2 separate regions of the Homo sapiens genome follow, and region 2 is linked to region 1. The links are chromatin loops, found by intact Hi-C in ENCODE. Cell type or tissue: A673. All regions are shown on one strand. Links, peaks and the distances in the headings refer to the core of each region. The heading gives the core; the rest is flanking DNA. Region 1 overlaps SEMA3D (semaphorin 3D). Region 2 has its middle 410 kb from the start of LINC00972.

Region 1 (5,393 bases), core at 112-5,111:
AGGTTGGAGCTGAAAGAAATGTGCTAATCTTTGACCTGGGAGGTGGTGTTTTTGATCCTCACTATGGAGGATGGAATCTCTGAGGTGAAATCTACAGCCAGAGACACCTACTTAGGTGGAGAGGACTTTCACAACTGAAATGTCAACCATTTTACTGGTGAGTTATAGTGCACACATGGAAGGACACCGTGAGAACAAGAGAGCTGTCTGGCACCTCTATACTGCTTGTGAACTTGCTAAACATACTCTTCCAGCACTGAAACCAGTACTGAGGTCAATTCTCTTCATGAAGGAATCCACTTCTATATCTCCATTAATTGTGCCCAATTTGGAGAATTGAATGCTGAGCCTGTTCTGTGGCATTCTGGACCCCATAGAGAAATCCATTTGAGATGTCAAACTAGACAAACCACAGATTCCTGATATTGTCCTGGTTGGTGGTCCTAATTGTATCCCCAAGATTTAGTAGCTTCTCCAAGGCATCTTCAATGGAAAATAGCTGAATGAGAGCATCAACCCTCATGAAGCTGTTGCTTATGATGCAGCTGTCCAGGCAGCCGTCCTATCTAGAGACATCTCAAAATGTTCAAGATTTTCTGTTTTTGGATGTCACTCCTCTTTCCCTTGATATTAAAACTGCTGATGGAGTCATGGCTGTCCTCATCAAGTGTGATGCTACCATTCCTACCAGGCAGACACAGACCTTCACTACCTACTCTGACAAGCCTAGCATGTCATTGCCAAGGATAAAAACCTACTTCGCAAGTTTGAGCTCACAGGCGTACCTCCTGCACACCATGGTGCTCATCAGATTGAAGTCACCTTTGATATTAATGCCAAGGGCATCCTCAATGTCTACTCTCACTGATGACAAGGGCCATTTGAGCAAGGAAGACATTGAGCCTATGGTCCAGGAAACTGAGAAGTACAAAGCTGAAGATGAGAAGCAGAGGGACAAGGTGTCATCCAAGAATTCACTTGATCCCTATGTGTTCAACATGAAAGCAACTGCTGAAGATGAGAAACTTCAAGTCAAGATTAACAATGAGCACAAACAGAAGATTCTTAGCAAGTGCCATGAAATTATCAACTGGCTCGACAAGAATCAGACTGCAGAGAAGGAAGAATTTGAACATGCACAGCAAGAGCTGGAGAAGTCTTCAAGTCCATGATAACCAAACTGGACTAGAGTGCAGAAGGCATGCTAGGAGGAATGCCAGGGGGATTTCCTGGTGGTAGAGCTCCTGCATCTGGTGGTGCTTTTCAGGGCCCACCACTGAAGAGGTTGATTAAGACAACCCAACTATAGATGTAGCATTCTTCTACATAGTTAAAACACCGAAGAACCCAAATTTGTATCAAATTCTATGGCAGTTTTACGGTCGAGCTGCTATACTAAATTACTGGGCATTCTCAATACTTGAATATGGAACATGAGCACAAGGAAAGGAAATAACATTGCACTTTATAAACATTGTATTGTAAGTGGAAAATGCAATGTCTTAAATAAAACTGTATTTAAAGTTGGTATCAAAAAAAGATTAAACAAAAGAAAACTAACCACAACCTCCACCCCTGAATAAAAAAAAAGATTTTGAGCTGAAAATGAGCATTTATTTAATGTCTCTAGTGTTGGACAGTGGAAGAGGCAATGCTGGCGTGAGAAGTCCAGTCTCTAGGTACTCTACCCAGGATGCTTCTTACCATGTTATGATGTTCCTTAAATATGGCTTTGTTTCAAATTTTTGAACCAAAAAATTTTCAGGAATCCTTAGAATCACCATTTTTCACCACCTATTTTTTTTTTTTGAAACTACCTAGATAAAAAAAAGTAAAAAGAACAGGCTTTTCTGGTGTTTGAGCTATTAATAAAAATTATCATGCATTTATGTTCATCAGTGTCCACATAGTAAAATGAATTTATGAAATATTTAAAAAGTACCTATAACTACCTCCTTTTATTTCCCACCAAAAAATGGAGACTTAGTTGGGAAATCCACGTGTAAGCTTTCATCTGTAAAAGTAAAACTAAAACAACTAACATTTAACGCGGTAACAATTTGGGAGCAAATGGAATTTAAAAAGGAATCATTATTTTTACAAAATCAGACATTTAGTAGTTATTTAAAAATGGTGGCAAAATGATTCAAGCAAAGTAAAACATGCATTTTATATTTGAACTTCAAAAACAAGTATTTTCTCCTCACCTTTTTGATAAGGGAATGGTTTAAAACTGAAACTCACTTTTGAGGAAATATTTACTAATACTTTACACTTATGCATAAATCTTAAAAATCCCTTGGCTACACAGAATAAAACTGCAGAGTACATCAGTTATAAAAAACCAACTATCAAGTTGGAAATTTTCTGCCTTTACAAATCTTTCTTAGATTCTGGGTTTTCTAGCAGTCTGTTATTTTGGGCTGGATTCAATTTGGTTTCTATATCTGACCTGTATGATTGATTCACTGTATTATGGACTTTTTAATATTTTATTTCACTTGGAACTTCTTATTACCAAAACCTGGCAGGGCAATAATGATTGAAAAAATCCACCTGAACAAAATATGGCTTGTTCAAATATTCTATTTGGACACCAGAGGGCAGAAGAATCATTTGAAGTGAAGGAATTCTATAATATATCCTTTTGCATTCTTGCTTTTCTAGGCTTATTAACATTGCAGAGCAGTGATGTCATGGTTAAGCTAGGAGTTTAGGTTTGACTTTTTGTCAAAGAAGTACAGCATTCTGTCAAAACCAAAAACTTAAAGTAAGCTTGACACACTGAAAGTTGTAGTGTTTATTTAACTGAGTGATAATGTCAACAGAAGTCTCACCACTGGGAGAACAACTTAGAATTCAATCTTAATAGCAATACAGATGCAGAAAATGTAAAAACAATTTTTTAAAAAATAACCTACGTTAAAGCTTTAACTTAAGTGTAATATGGCTTTTAGTAAAGGTTCTAACAATTTCATAGAAAGCAAAGTATTCAGCAATACTTTTATTAAAGTAAGATGTGTTCCTCTGAATTGCAGTAAGAGAAATGGTAAGTGTAGTAAAGTTTCAAAATTCATTATTACTTGTGCAGAGAATAGACAAATCTCTGGAAAAATAGCATAAAGTTCTGTTTGGTTGCTCATTTGTTATCCCTTTGAAGGTAGAACAAAAGGTAGGTTAATGGCTTTTGATTTGGAGTTAAGTAGAGTAAGTTTCATTCCAGTCATAACAATTCATAAACTGTGAGAGCATGAACATATGTTTACCTTCGCTGGGCTTGTTTCTTATCTATAAAATTGGGATAATAATACCTACTCTGTGTGTTTATTTTAAGAATGTAGTGAGATAACGTATACGGGCTTATCAGAGTGTCTGGATCATAAGAAGTGTTCAGTAATGAGTTTGATCAAAATATTCTGGATATTTAGAGAGATAGAATCATAACTTTATATAAACAAAAATTACTGAAATTGGGCTGCTTTTAGAAAACAAATAAGAAAGAATGCCAGGAAATAATGTAAAATTCAATGCAGCTAATTTTAGGTGGGACATTCGGCAGTATATCAATCAGATAAATATTAGGAAATAAGTGCATATTACAGAATATTAACGAATAGAGAGAGAAGACTGATCAGAAAATTCAACATCCCTCTTCATTCCACTGTTTTTGGCAATATGATATTGGGAAAGTTATTTAATTATTCTGGGTATTCATTCCCTTCCCTGTAAAATGAGGGTGAATTACGTGGTCTTTATCATTCACTCCAGTTCTTACATTCTCAAATTTTACAGGCATAGTTTATCTGATACGCTGTGAAATATAATTTCAATGATTTAATGTGTAGTGTTATTAATGGTAAAGTGTATTTGTATAACAGATTTTCACATCACATATATGATGCTCCTAAATTCAACATCAGTATTCTAAATATAAAACATAATGTAGAAAAGCACACTAATAGCATTGAGTGCTAATAAGAAACAAGATGTTGTAAAAATGACTGAAGAAGCAATGAAGTAAAAGGCTACCTATCTATGCATGATTTCAGACATTTTCAAATTTGGTCACAGTGATTTCAAAGAGAATACATAAGTAGCTAGTTATTTGGAAATAGCTGATGTCCTTAGCTACCACGGATTTCTAGATAAAGCCTGCAAACATGTTAGTAGAAATGATTGTCACTATACTAACACAAAATCAATTGGATAGGGTTGATCAATAAAAATATTTAAAAATACCTCAACATTATTAGTCTCATACTAATAAATTTATATTATGTGGTTTCTGCTTATCTAAAGAGAGCATAGATATAACAGTTTAACTCAGTACAACCAAAAAGAAAATCCTCCTTCTTTAACCACAACTGTAAAAATAAATAAATTTTGACAGTAACTGGCATGTTTAAAATCTCTTTAAGTTCTATAAAAGGACATAATATTTGATGAAAGAGAGTTTTCTTGGTGGAGTCTTTCAGAAGGAGACTTGGTCTTTCTGTCTCTATTACTGATTACAGCCTTAATAGGGGCTACGGTGGAAAGATTCTTTATTAGGCATGGTTCTCAGAGCTCAACTTCAGGTGCAAATGTGTTTACATATTTTTAAAGGCATAAAAATTGTATGATAAATATTAATGTTGAGAAAAAATTGAGTAATAACTTCCTTAAATGACCCTTCTTTAGTCCTAATCATGCTTTTGTTTTCCCAAGTTGTTAGAAAGTAAAAATTAAGTATTTATTTGATGGTTTAGATGCAGGCTATTTGCTAAATAATTTTGAACTTTTCAAGACAATTTCTTACAGCATAAAGACTATATTCTGAGTAGTCGGCAGAAGAGACCAGTATGTTGAACATAATTTGGTGTTTATTTTCTCATTGATGAAAAACACTTCCCACTGACATTTTTATTTTCCTACTTTCGGGGAGTCTCTTACTCACGTTTCAGAGAAGTGTCTGTGTGCTTATGAGGACAGTCATGTAAAACGTGAGTTCTCTTTAAGCCTCGCATGACATTCACAGCTCTTTTAGGCAGCAGCAGGGAAGGCGGTGACAACCACCACTTGTAAAGCATCTTAACTTACACTCGAGTTGGAAAATAATGTAACCAGGATGCATCAGCATGTAGTCATTTCGATACTTATTTTCTATTTCTGAGTATTATAGGACTCAACTGCTGGGTCTACATATGCAAATAATTTGTTGTTGTTGTAATTAATGTGAATAGTCTCAGCTTCCAATTCATTCTCCTATAATATCTAGATAATTGAAAAATAATATGGCCTGAATGGTGACAGTCTTTATTAAAAACAAATAAAAACAAACAAAAAACCCCAAACCAAAAAACTCATGTAGTAAGAAAAGGCTCAGAATGTGACAGTCTATAATATTTAACCCC
Region 2 (5,393 bases), core at 228-5,227, 800 kb after region 1:
ACAACTTTCAATTAGTAAAGTCTTTCAATAAAATCTCAGTACAAACAACTGTTAAATAAACAATACATGCCAGATATAAATTCTAAGATAAATGGAGTATATTCAGACTCTTGTTTTATTCAATGAAAATGTCTTGGCTCTGTGACATATTATTGAAATTATGTGGCATTTCTGAGACATATTCATTCTGAGATATATTCATTTTCTTCTGCTTTTTCTATTAATCCCGGAATGTCTTAAAATGGAAGAAGCAGATGTCTGTCAAAGACTACTTGGGGCTTAGGTGCGGCGACGTCTCAAGCCTGTAATCCCAGCACTTTGGGAGGCCAATAGGGGGCAGATCTCCTGAGGTCAGGAGTTTGAGACCAGCCTGACCAACATGGTGAAACCCTGTCTCTACTAAAAATACAAAATTAGCCAGGCATGGTGGTGCACACCTGTAATTCTAGCTACTCAGGAGCCCGAGACAGGAGAATCACTTGAACCCAGGAGGCGGAGGTTGCAGTGAGCTGAGATCACACCACTGCACCCCAGCCTGCGCAACAGAGTGAGACTTCATGTCAAAAAAAAAAAATGACTACTTGGGGAATCTTTATCACAGACATCATGGATCATGGGATGGGACACTGGATAGGTTTCAATCACTGTCTTCATCCAGTTATACTCTTTTATGTTTTGAGACGGAGTTTCGCTCTTGTTGCCCAGGCTGGAGTGCAGTGGCACGATCTCGGTTCACTGCAATTCCTCCTCCCGGGTTCAAGCGATTTGCCTGCTTCAGCCTCCTGAGTAGCTGGATTACAGGCGCTTGTCACCACACCCGGCTAATTTTTTTGTAGTTTTAGTAGAGGCGGGGTTTCACCATATTGGTCAGGCTGGTCTCAAACTGCTGACCTCAGGTGATCCACCCTTCTCGGCCTCCCAAAGTGCTGGGATTACAGTCGTGAGCCACCGTGCCTGGCCCCAGGTATGCTTTTATTAGTATTATTGCTGCACATTTCCAAAAGTTCTATTTTACTTTACTATTTGACTGGTTACATAAGAATTCTGAATCGGTGAAATTTTAACATTTCTATTTTAACAACTATCAAAGCAGGAGACCTCCAAAGGTCTGTCTGGGCAGCCATTGCACAGCCTAAGGCCATCATTTGAAAGTAAATACACCACAGATAGAACCCTCATTCCAGTCTATGAATTCTGGAAAATTTTTCAATGCATATTTTTTTTAACAGAACTGAGTATAAGTGGGGCTCTACACACACACAAAAAGACTTAACAAAAAAGCTGTAAAGCAAGCCTTTTGTGTATTTAACTAAAAAGAAAATAAAAAACAAAATAATATTTAAAAACGATTTTCTTCTCAAAACTTCCTTTCTCTTTCTAAGGTGGCAGAAAGTTTCTCGAAGTTTAGACCTTAGCACAGAGACAGTGGTCTACAGTGTTTGGTTTGAGGATTCCATCCTCAATCGGCCAGCACAGTAGTCCCCATTCAGCCAGCACAGTAGTCCTCACTTAGCCAGCACAGTAGTCCTGAATTTAGTTCCTTGCTTTGATACACAAGAGATTTAGGTTTAATCTCTCAAATCCATTTTCCACTCCAGAGCTGGCCAAAGCTGAGGAAGTCAACAGATTCAATCTCTCAGATTCTAGGGTGAGAAAGTTTGAGTCATATATGACTTTTCATTGACCCCACTACCCATAGAGGGATGGTCCTATAGTTGTCTGGGAATTGTATTACACGGTTTAAAGAGAACTGACAGCTCTCTGAGCAGATCCTCTCACTCACAGGAAGTTGTTATTTAAACATGAAAATCTTCCCTAACCATGCCCAACCTTTTCAAATGCGAGAAAGGCCTTGGAATTCTACTATAACAGTAGTTTAAAAAATAGCCTACACCTTGCTGTTATAAATGTACCCTTTACACTGCTTCTCATAGTGTTTTCATCCACTTTTTAATAACGTTGTACCTAGAAATGTAAAACGGTTGAAACTCTTAGTTATTTTCTGCATAGACTTAGCCCTTAAAATCTAAAGGAAAGGACCGTTTTTGTAGGTTCAGAGTTAGTCCAGCTAAATTATCAAGGCTTCTCCCCAGTGTTTAGTCTCCTGCTAATGCTCTGACAGTGTTGATGGCCCATAGTGATGTTGACAGGCCACAGAACAGTTCAAATGCAAATGTTTATTTCCATCCAAAGCACCCATATGGATAGGTACAATGAGAAAGTGTTTTTCCCAGAGAATATATAATTGCGACATAATCAAAATATTTCAGGTGACAGAAACACAAAGTCAGACAAAAAGCTTTGATCTTGAGAGCAAAATATAGACTATATAAAACAGAATAAAATGTCTTTTTTTGATATTTTTTCCATGTGGGGGTTTAATCTATTTTTTTTTAATTTTATTATTATTATACTTTAAGTTTTAGGGTACATGTGCACAATGTGCAGGTTAGTTACATATGTATACATGTGCCATGCTGGTGTGCTACACCCATTAACTCATCATTTAGCATTAGGTATATCTTCTAATGCTATCCCTCCCCCCTCCCCCCACCCCACAACAGTCCCCGGAGTGTGATGTTCCCCTTCCTGTGTCCATGTGTTCTCATTGTTCAATTCCCACCTATGAATGAGAACATGTGGTGTTTGGTTTTTTGTCCTTGTGAAAATGTCTTTAATGGAAACAAAGGCGTAGCTTTGAATGCAAGAGCTGAATAATATGGTTGCAGGTTGTTTGCCCAGAATGAGCATGGTAAAATTAAAGTGAAATATCTGTTCATGTAAAACAATCAGAGAAGGCTACACACTTTTTTCCCCTAGCCCTATTATAGAATATCACATTTTATATCTTTGCACCTGGCAAGAATGAACACTTCCTAGTGAAGCATGCCATCTTGTGGCAAATCTACTAATACAATATACTATGCAACGTTATTAATAAAGCTCAAGATTTAGAGTATATTTGAAATTTTAATGGTGCATTAAAACATGTATAATAAAATCCTGTTTATTCAGAATATTTGAGTAACTGGATGTCCTTGTCAACATTTTAAGTAGCTTAGAGATACCACAGATATTAATATTTATATCTATATGGTACTTTTCAAGGCACTGGAAGTTAACAGTGCAAGTTCTGGAGATGGAGTGTCTAGATTCAAACCACAGCTCAATCATTTTCTAGCTGTACAAGCTTGGGTAAATTAGTTTTTCTTAGGATGCTTCCATTTTCTTACATGCAAAATGGGGATAATTTTAGTAACTACATAAGGTTGAGATGATAAATGCGGCATGTAACAAATTCAGGACAGTGCAAGGCAAAGCTAATCTCTCCTTATATGTGGTAATTATTAATGTTATTATTATCTGTGCCCTAAATTATCTGGGATAGTTATTATAAATGATCTTCATATTGTGAATTAGTGTGCAAGGTTTTTATTTAGAGACTCTGAAGAAAAATATGCAGATAACAATAATATTTAAACAGCTCTAATGGTTCAGAGGCTCCCAGACATTCCTCCAAGCACTTCCCACATAGGAATTTATTTCATCCACACAACAATCCTGCAAAGTAGGTGTGATTATCATCCTAGTTTATCAGTAAGAAAATATAAGCATAGAGAACTGAAGAAACTTTTTGAACGTCCACTTAGCTATAATATTAGAGCCAAGATTTAAACACAGATAATCTGGCACTGTAGCTTATCCTCTTAATATCTTAACCACATATTGTCTCCTGATATAACTTATATTTGGGTAACAAGTAAATATTAGAGAGACACTTAAAGGGCATAAAAATTACTAAATTCTTCCAGAAGTACCAGGTTCTTTAAATCTTGTATATTCCATTCCCACATGGGGCCTCCCTTCTGTATTATCATCTATTCTTTCCTTATTTGATGTTGCTAGACTGTATTTTCAAAATGAATTATTTAAAGGTTTCCTATTACTTTAATTTCCAATTTGAACAATCTAATAATGTATTATGTGTCTGTTTTCTTTTCCTTCTCAGAACATTAAACAAAAATAATAGTTTTTCAACTTTTTTAAAAATACTACATCAGCAAAAACCTTCATTCAAATTTTTCACATTAGACAGTTAATAAATATGTATTGAATAATTTATAATTGAGTAAATGAATGAATACTATATTACTTTATCAAATCAACAACAATATGAAAACCACTACGTATTTAAATAACATCTGAAGGTTCTAAAAGCATGTGCACCATCTTCTCATCTCATTCTCTCAGTGGCACTGAAAGGTTAGCAGAGAAATTAGAATTATCTGTACTTCACAGCTAAGAAAGGACAGTGAAGGCTGTTTGCTTTGTTCATGGTAGTCACAAGGCCAAACCAGGGGAAAATTAGAAGTGAAATGTCAGAGCATACATTCAAAATCATAGTGCAAGACAGTAACTTTATGTTTATCATTATTTCTATTGCAAAATAATAATTCCTTATCAGTGTGTTTGGGAAGTAAGGTGTTGCTAAACAGCTGTTTTCCAACTTTGTTTTGTTGTTGGGGAAATGCTTTTTTTCTGTTCTATTTTATCTTGTATTTTCCTTTTATATGAGAAAAGTCTGCAAAACCCATTCTTCCCTTTCAAAAGAAAAAACAAGTCCCTCAGGAAGGAATTAAAAAAAAAAAAAAAAAAAAAAAAGAGTCTCAGAATGGCCCTTCAAAGTTTGCCTTGAGAGGAAATTGAAAAGTGGGTGGTTAAAGGAGAGTAAATTTTACATTTCCAAACACAGGTCACTTTTATCTTTTTACATTATGTTTTGATCTACAGTGATACTTTAAGAATATACAGAAAAAATGGCTTGTGTGACTGATGTATCAATTACCACAAGGGAATGAACTTTAATGTTACCAGAAGTTCCAAACAGTGGAATGACTGTGTGAAAAGAAAGGGAGGTTTATACATTGGTTCTAAAGAAAGAAAATAACGGGAGAGCATTCCTAAGGTACACTAACTGATGTCAGGATCTCATATAATGTGGAGGTACAGTTGGATATTTCTTGAGATTAGTAAGATTTTCTTCATGCCATTCCTGAATGAAAGATGGAATCAGATCAAGCTGTCGTTTTTATTAATAATGGGTGTATATCTGAACACTTTCTCTTTGACAGGGACTCTTTTGTGGCCTTACTTTATTTTTCTGCATTCTAGCTTTGACCTAAATGTCTCCCCTTCATACTTAGCATCTTTTCTGATGACTGAATGGGACCTCGTAACAGCTCAATTCACTACGTGGGAAATGTTGGCCAATTTTGGAGGGCTTTACGTTACTAAATACAATCCTGGAAACTTTAAGCATTTGAAAAGTCTTTTAAAATGATTACTTACTATTTGGATAGGATACAAAAGTGCCACACATTTCTCACCTCTTC

What was found. Peaks named below come from ENCODE experiments on the same cell type or tissue, not always from the same donor. Only the 100,000 strongest peaks of a DNase experiment are listed, where the experiment ranks them.
Region 2: a loop joins it to region 1, with 8 times the contacts of the local background. A loop is called at or near these places in 28 of 110 quality-filtered maps.

The regions. Positions count from the first base shown.
Region 1 is chr7:85,028,403-85,033,795 of GRCh38, forward strand. All of the region lies in intron 12 of SEMA3D (semaphorin 3D), which reads right to left. It also overlaps the pseudogene HSPA8P16. Among named protein-coding and RNA genes, the nearest start is that of SEMA3D, 160 kb to the right of the region's middle. In A673, for the core only: a CTCF peak has its summit at 2,590 (motif pointing right); a DNase peak (open chromatin) is centred at 2,649.
Region 2 is chr7:85,827,127-85,832,519 of GRCh38, forward strand. No RefSeq gene overlaps it. Among named protein-coding and RNA genes, the nearest start is that of LINC00972, 410 kb to the left of the region's middle. In A673, for the core only: a CTCF peak has its summit at 2,896 (motif pointing left); no DNase peak of the experiment used is centred there.